2 separate regions of the Homo sapiens genome follow, and region 2 is linked to region 1. Evidence: chromatin loops called from intact Hi-C (ENCODE). Cell type or tissue: endothelial cell of umbilical vein. All regions are shown on one strand. Each heading gives the region's core, and the rest is flanking DNA. Links, peaks and the distances in the headings are about the cores only.

The links. Peaks named below come from ENCODE experiments on the same cell type or tissue, not always from the same donor. Only the 100,000 strongest peaks of a DNase experiment are listed, where the experiment ranks them.
Region 2: a loop joins it to region 1, with 5 times the contacts of the local background. A loop is called at or near these places in 11 of 110 quality-filtered maps.

Annotation. Positions count from the first base shown.
Region 1 is chr1:39,256,999-39,261,390 of GRCh38, reverse strand. MACF1 (microtubule actin crosslinking factor 1) reads right to left here. Exons shown (of 101, transcript NM_001394062.1): 6 at 3,363-3,455. Among named protein-coding and RNA genes, the nearest start is that of MACF1, 54 kb to the right of the region's middle. In endothelial cell of umbilical vein, for the core only: a CTCF peak has its summit at 2,538 (motif pointing right); a DNase peak (open chromatin) is centred at 2,550.
Region 2 is chr1:39,131,298-39,135,689 of GRCh38, reverse strand. It overlaps a transcript of MACF1 not described here. Among named protein-coding and RNA genes, the nearest start is that of MACF1, 71 kb to the left of the region's middle. RefSeq lists enhancers at 1,026-1,793, 2,279-2,573. In endothelial cell of umbilical vein, for the core only: a CTCF peak has its summit at 2,409; DNase peaks (open chromatin) are centred at 2,559 and 3,039; H3K27ac peaks cover 3,333 bases.

The DNA of each region.
Region 1 (4,392 bases), core at 231-4,230:
GATTGTACAACTCATAAAAATCATTAAATTAGTTGATTTGATGGTATGTAAATTACACCTCAGTAAAGTTTTTTTTATGAATGCATTTTCCTAAAATAAACAAACAATAGAAATTATAACCAAAAAGGTGTTTTAAAACATTTAGCTAACTACAGAGAATGGGAAGATACAGAATGGAGGGAGCAGAGATGGAAGCTAGACCTCTCTGAACACAATTTGTATTTAACTTTTTAAAATTTCCCTTTGGAACAATATAAATGATCTACATAATGTAAGGTAAAATTGAAAGGAAAAAAGCAACCCCCCAAAACTGAAAGCAAATAAAAACAAATGAACCTTAATTGTGTATTGAATTTGTGGCTTAACAACAATAGAGAGAAATTATTTCAAGTGACTTCAAAGTAATCATACTGCTAACAATAACATTCATATTGTCACTTGGATTCATATATATTACAAATAATATATATGATTTTACAGATCTCTGTGTGTGTAGGAAAAGAGTAAGTAACCACATTACTGTTGTTAAGATCAAGATTTTCAGTATAAGAAAAAAAATGATATAAAGTCAAAGAGGTTAAACAAAACCCTGCAATCCTAAATTTGAATTAGAAATATCAGTAAAAATTCATGGGGTTTTTTGTTTGTTTGTTGTTGTTGTTGTTGTTTTTAGAGATAATACAAGTATTGCCTAGCTCTGCCCACAGAAAAAGCCTAGAAATGATGGGCAACCAGCCGCGTGTGGTGGCTCACGCCTGTAATCCCAGCACTTTGAGAAGCTGAGGCAGGTGGATCACCTGAGGTCAGGAGCTCGAGACCAGCCTGGCCAACAACCCTGTCTCTACTAATAATAAAAAAATTAGCTGAGCGTGGTGGCACACGCCTGTAATCCCAGCTACTTGGGAGGCTGAGGCAGGAGAATCGCTTGAACCTGGGAGGCAGAGGTTTTGGTAAGCCGAGATGGTGCCATTGCACTCCAGCCTGTGCAACAAGAGCGAAATCTGCTTCAAAAAAAAAAAAAAAGAAAAGAAAAAGAAAGAAATAATGGGCAACCTAGGAGCATTCAGACTGTGGTCAATAAATAGAGAACCAGTTCCTAGGGGAGATTAAGAATTTCAGGCCTGGGACAGAAAATATAAAAAAAGAGTCTGGAATACCTCATCGCACAAGAAATAAAGGAAATTATCAAAGACCACTGTGGTCATGCCAAAGGACTCAGAGTCAACTTGAAAGCCTCTTTACAGCCAAAGATGGAGCTATTTGATTTTATTAAAAAGAATAATAACTGTATTTGATTGGAACATTAAGTCTGCTTAAAAATCCACAAGTCACAGTGATACTAAAAAAAAAATGGTGAACAAAGGAACTATTATTGGTCACCTTTGGAGAATCTTAGCGAACCAACTAATTATTCTGAAAACTAGTAAACAGAAAGAAATGAAATTTTTAAATGCTTCAAGGAAATGTTTCTTCTGGCCGGGCACGGTGGCTCACGCCTGTAATCCAACACTTTGGGAGGCTGAGGCAGGTGGATCACCTGAGGTTGGAAGTTTGAGACCAGCCTGACCAACATGGAGAAACCCTGTACTAAAAATACAAAATTAGCCGGGTGTAGTGGTGCATGCCAGTAATCCCAGTTACTCGGAAGGCTGAAGCAGGAGAATCTCTTGAACCCGGGAGGCAGAGGTTGCGGTGAACGGAGATTGCACCATTGCACTCTAGCCCGGGCAACAAGAGCGAAATTCCGTCTCAAAAAACAAAAAAAGAAAGAAAGAAAAAGAAAAAGAAAAAAGAAAAGAAAATGTTTTCTCTATTTAAACATTTGTTATGGCCTGGTACGGTGGCTCACGCCTGTAATCCCAACACTTTGGGAGACCGAGGTGGGTGGATCACCTGAGAGCAGGAGTTCGAGACTAGCCTGGCCAACATGGTGAAACTCTATCTCTACTAAAAACATATAAATTAGCCAGGCATGTTGGCAGGTGCCTGTAATCCCAGCTACTTGGGAGGCTGAGGCAGGAGAATCTCTTGAACCCAGGAGGCGGAGGTTGCAGTGAGCCAAGAACACATCATTGCAATCCAAGAGCAAAACTCGGTCAAAAAAAAAGGAAATTAATTTAGTTGTAGTAGTTGGGGTGAATAGAGACAGTGAATAAATTCTCCTTACCTCCCACCTATGAGACAAACATTGGGCACTCACAGTGAGGGCAGGTTTGTGACCAAAAAACAAACAAATTTCTCTAAAAGCTCCTCTGTTCATAAGAGTTCCAAAGGGATAACTGTAGTCCTCCATGAAAGCTCAACAAAGTTTCCCATCCTGCCAGACAGAGCACACCTACCAAGTTCATGTTCCTGGTTATCCCTATGCCCAAAGCTTGCCTGAGGATACCCTGTGGTTCCACAAAAATACATTACCACCACACAATCCTAGCCCTGTCCATGCTGGTGACTGCCAGCATTGCTTCCAAACTAGAGCCTCAAGAAACAAGCCTAAGCACTCAGATTTTTCTCTCAGGAATTCGGGGACACCTGTTGTTCTATCTTTAACCAGCAGGTAGCGCCAACTCCCCAGCTAGGATGTCACCTTGGCCTCATCCCTGAAGTCGGCACCCTGCCTTCTATTCCCACTAGCTATCAGCCTCTAATCCATCAGCCTCATGTGCAGCAACTGTGTATCAGAGAGAGCTGTCTGAGAAATAGCTTTGTTTGGCTGACCTAAAAGGGATGTAAAAGAACAGCCTTTTTATAAAAATAGGGCTGTACTTTTCCAATAGCAATTCAGATCTAAAAAGGATTTGCCTTCTTAGGAAGAGGAAGGCCATGTGACCATGTGAATATTCTTCAAGATGCTCTTGGGTGTGATGGCCGCTGCAAGGTTGTGCTTGCCAGCACATATACAAACCCAGATACTAAAGTATTCTAATTAACGAGGCTTGTTTAAAGGTTATTAGAGATGAGAAAAAGTCTACATTAGAGCAGGACTATGAACCTTCACTCCACCATTCTAAAGCATCAACACCAACAGCTTTTCTCAACCCTCATATTCTGAGTCCTTCAAGAGCCTCATTTTGATTCAGCTGAGCAAACAGACCTCTAATAACCAGACTGCTGAGGACAGGGCCAAACCACAAATGGGTAAAAAAATCCCTCCATTTAATTAAGCAAATAATTAGGAAGTTTTGCGTTTACGATACAACAGCTTGTCTGCAGATCAATCTTAATTTTCCTTTCCAACTCCCATCCACCTTTGTTCACTGACAAATAGAGAGAAGGAAGGCTCAATGCTGTCTGTGGAAGGCAGTGCAACTTTCTAGGCCATGTCCAAACAAAGCAACAGGAATTCCAAACTTCACATGCCCTACCTGGAAATGCAAAATAATGGTCCAGATCAGACCCAGGGTCAACTTGGGGTTGCCATCTGTGATGTCATCATTGCGAATATTCACTAGTTTCACCTGAAAAAGAAATAAAAGCACGGCTCAGAGCTCTAGGACTTTTTGTTTTGATTAAATTTTTGCATCACTTCATTATTGATTTACAGTTAAACTGATTTCTTTTTTGGTGTACAGTTCTATGAGTTTTAACACATGTATAGATTCATGCAACTACCACCACAAAACAGTTTCATCACCCCAAAAAGGTCCCTTGTGCTGGCCCCCTCCTTGTAATCAAACCCTACTCTCACCCCTAATTCCTGACAACCACTGATCTGATCCTGATTCCTTGTTTTGCTTTTTCCAGAGTGTTGGATAAATGGGATCATGCAGCATGCAAGATTTTGAAACTGCCGGCCAGACGCGATGGCTCACGCCTGTAATCCCAGCACTTTGGGAGGCTGAGACAGGCGGATCACGAGGTCAGGAGATCGAGACCATCCTGGCTAACACGGTGAAACCCCGTCTCTGCTAAAAATACAAAAAATTAGCCGGGCATGGTGGCGGGTGCCTGTAGTCCCAGCTACTCAGTAGGCTGAGGCAGGAGAATGGCGTGAACCTGGGAGGTAGAGCTTGCAGTGAGCAGAGATTGTGCCACTGCACTCCAGCCTGGGCGACAGAGTGAGACTCCGTCTCAAAAAAAAAGAAACTGTCTTTTTATTTCACTCGGCATAATGCCCTTGAGATCCCTATCCAAGCTGTTGCATGAATCAACAGTTTGCTCCTTTTGATCGCTGAGTAGTATTCCATTATAGAGATATGCTACTCTTTGTTCACCCATTCATCCATCGAAGGATATGTGAATTATTTCTAGATTTTGGCAATTATGAATATTCATGTGCAGGTTTTTGTGTGAGCACAGTAATTTCTTTAGGGTATATTCCTAGGAGTGGGATTGCTGGGTTATATGATATATGATTAGCTTTATAAGAAGTCATCAGAGTAGCTACGCCATTTT
Region 2 (4,392 bases), core at 280-4,279, 130 kb after region 1:
GACTCCTATCAAAATAGGTCTTGCAAGCAAAACCCAGAGAGACAAAGTCAACACACAAACAAGGATATTGTTCTACTTCATCCTCTTCTCCCCAGCTTTGAAGCCTTTGAACGCACCTTAGACAATCAATTCATTACTATTAAAAATAATCTGGCCGGACGCAGTGGCTCACATCTGTAATCCTAGCACTTAGGGAGGCCGAAACAGGTGATCAAGAGTTCGAGATCAGCCTGGCCAACATGGTGAAACCCCATCTCTACTAAAAAAATACAAAAATTAGTCAGGCATGGTAGCATGCACCTGTAATCCCAGCTACTCGGAAGGCTGAGGCAGGAGAATCACTTGAACCCAGGAGGCGGAGATTACAGTGAGCGGAAATCGCACCATTGCACTCCAGCCTGGGCAACAGAGCAAGACGCTGTCTAAATAAATTAATTAATTAAATAAGATGTCAAAAAAACCCAAAAATAATCATATTATTAGCAAGCCAAGTATCCATCAACAGATGAATGGATAAATAAAATGTGGTAGATACATAAATGGAATATTATTTAGCCTTAAAAAGGAAGGAAATTCTGGCACATGCTACAACATGAATGAACCTTGAGGACATTATGCTACATGAAATGAGCCAGACACAAAAGGACAAATACTGTATGATTCCACTTATATGAAGTACATAGAGTAGTCAAATGCATAGAAACAGAAAGTAGAATTGTGGTTGCCAGGGGCTAAGGAGGGGGAAGGTGAGTTATTGTTTAATGGGTTTGGAATTTTAGTTTGAGAAGATGAAAAAGTTCTAGAGATAGATAATAGTGACGGCTGCACAACAATCAAGTGAATGTACTTGATGCCACTATATTTACCCTTACAGATGGCTAAAATGCTAAATGTTATATTAGTGTATTTTATCATAAAAAAATCAAGCGTATTGTTATTATGACTCCTACTAATAAAAAACAAGCTACAATTACATACTATGTGCCAACCAATGTGTTTTACGTATATTAACTCATTTAACCTTTACAAAAACCCTGCAAGATGGTTATCACCACCAATATTTTACAAATGGGGAATTAGGAAAAGCACACAGTTGAAAGGGGTTACATGACTGTTTAAGACCACAGAGCCAGTAAGACCCAAAGCCAGGGTTCCTTTCCACTGTAAGATGCTGCTTTCTACCCTAGAGGGAAAATGTATCTGATACAACAAAATAAAAGAAAACTGAAAACCCCTGGAGCAAGAAGGCACATGGTCAACAACAGAGGTAAAAGGAAGAATGTACTGTTAAATGTTAGAGGCATGCTCCCTGATTCCACTTATTCTTGTTAAGACTGTTCTTCTGGCCGGGTGCGGTAGCTCATGCCTGTAATCCCAGCACTTTGGGAGGCCGAGGTGGGCGGATCACGAGGTCAGGAGATCGAAACCATCCTGGCTAACACAGTGAAACCCCGTCTCTACTAAAAATACAAAAAAAAAAAATTAGCCGGGCGTGGTGGCGGGCGCCTGTAGTCCCAGCTACTCGGGAGGCTGAGGCAAGAGAATGGCATGAACCCGGGAGGCGGAGCTTGCAGTGAGCTGAGATCCCGCCACTGCACTCTAGCCTGGCGGACAGAGCGAGACCCCATCTCAAAAAAAAAAAAAAAAAAAAAAAAGACTGTTCTTCTGATGATAATATCTAAGAACTTTAAATGCAGCAAATACCTGGCCACGCAAATCCCTAGCAAACTAGGAAAAGCTGTTCGTAGTATTCACAAAACCCAAAAATGAAACTTCTCATAACCTACCTACCATGCAATTCCCTATTTTGTAAGAATTTTTCTGGACTTCTTCAAGGTCAAGAAGAAACCTAATAATTTATTTAAGAAAAAGCAACTCTAGAAAAAATGAATAAGTTCTGGAGATGTATTGTACAGCAAACAATGTATCGTACTTGAAAATTCTGGAAGTAGTAAATCTTAAATATTCTCATCACACAAAACTATGTGAAGTGACAGATGTTAACTAGCTTGATTTAATCATTCCACAATGTTTACATATATCAAAACATCACATTGTACACCATAAAGATATACAATTTTTATATATCAATTATACCTTTATAAAGTTGGGAAAAATAAAAACAGACAGGAAGAAGGAGGAGGAGGAGGAGGAGAAAGGATGAGGAGGAGGACGAGGAAGGAGAAAAGAGAAGAAAAGAAAATCTTATAGTTAAACACACACAACTATAGTAAGAGTCTGTTACAAAATTAAACCCCAGGCCCTCAAACACTAAGCAAAGCTTCACTACAAACAAAAGGGATCACAATGACTGCCTCCCCACTGATCTCTCTTCCAGGTCTCTGCTCTCACTCCAGATGGATCAGGAACAGGCCAGACTGGACGGGTAGCTCTTGGCTAGGAAAACAAGTGGCTGTGCAGGTCCACAGGCGGCGCTGCTTGTTAGCAACCAGCTCCCACCACACCCCATACCCCCAGCCCCAGGGTGGAAGCAGCCAAGTCGGCTAGTGAGGACAGAGGACAGGAAATCTGGACAGCCAGATTCCTGTCCCAGTCTGTGTCACTCAGTCAGGGATCAAGGGGCATCCAGCCAGGTTCCATTCCAAGGGTGGTGTCACTTCCCCCAGGGACTAATAGTTGCTCTCCAGCGGATTTAGGCACAAAAAGGGCTGAGTAGCGGATGTGGCAAGAGCAGAATCCACAGCATGCAGAGCTCCATGAGGGACCGAGCTTTTCTAACCTATGGGGGAGAAGGGGCTCTACCAGTGCAGGTCAAGTAGACACAGCCCAGGAAAGGGATTCGAAACAATCTTCTTAGAGCCTGTGTCTCTCCCATGGGAACAAAACAGCTTGGGTTCATGTATGTGCTTTGAATTCCTCAAATGAAAGCCATTCTGCTGAAAACAAAAGCCTCCTTCCTTCCCACCCCCCACACATCAAATGTTTTATAGTCATCAAGTGTCTCCTGGTACTCAGAAAATATGCTATCAAACAGGAAATGAAAAAAAATATCCATTTCTTCCAGAAGGAAGGGGGAGGAATCACATCACATCCCTGTAGAGACAGGAAATCAGCTGATCAGGATCCAAGCCATGCTCTAGGAAATGACTACTCCGTTTTCAATACAGGGGGCTGTGCAGTTCCTCTTAGGCTTCAGTCACTCCCTAGGTAAGAATTTCCAAGCAGGGCCATCCTGTTATGGAGTGTTGGATATTTACCAGTTAAATGTAGGAAATAAAGGCACTCCAATGCCTAATGCCAACCGAAAGCACAGCTCCTCAAACTTCCTACTTTTTACTGATGGATACAGGGAAAAGAGCCAAAAAAGTAATGCTTGCACAACACCCAGAGAAACCACAGGGACCTTTTCCAACAGCTACAGGTGACCCCAATATTTAAAGTCTGCATCCACCCAACCTGAGGTTGTGACTGGGTGTAGGTACAAACCAGAGGCTGAGAATTTTCTTGTTTGCCAACAGCAATTATCATAATAATAGCTTTACATTTCCACAGTGCAGGGCTAGGAGGGACTCAATGCTTCCTTTCTCTACCCCCAATCTAATTCTGAGCTCCTTCCTTTACTGAGGGATATCCCTCCATTTGAGGGAAATGGGCAGGTGTCTTTAGTCTCTGCTACAAAGAAGGTCACAGTGCCTTGTCCAAGGTAGTCAGATGGAACACTTCTAAAGGTTCTCCACGTAAAGGAACCGCAAAATAACTGTTACTCTAAAAATTGTTAGGCAAGTTGGGTGCAGTGGCTCATGCCTGTAATTCCACATACTCAGGAGGCTGAGGCAGGAGGATCACTTGAAGGCAGCAGTTCAAGACAAGCCTAGGCAACACTGCAAGACCCCATCTCTAAAAAATAAACAAATAAATAAACAAACAAAAATTTTAAATCCTTAGGAAACAAAAATTCTCTATATCATATCCACAAAAATTCCTTTCTTTATCCATCTCCACTTTCTAATAATGTCTCCCAATTAAATATGCTAAGCATACATCTGTCTGCAGTAAATGTATTTAAAGCTTCCCTCCACTATTCAATGCAACATACATTTATAGACACTTTGAGCTGGACACTGTCCTAAACATCAGAGATACAAAGATAAGTGAGATGTTCTCGCAGCTCTCAAGGTGCTCACAGTCTTATGGAGGGAAAAAAAGGCAAATAACTTGTTATTCAGAGGGATCTGACATCAAAAAGGAAAAACAGGTGCTGGACAAGGTGTCTCACACCTATAATCCAACACTTTGGGAGGCTTAGGTGGGAGGATAGCTTGAGGCCAGGAGTTCAAGACCAGCCTTGGCAACATAGTGAGACCCTGTCTCTACAAAAAAAAAAAAAATAATAAAACTGAGCTGGGCATGATGGCATGTGCCTGTATTCCT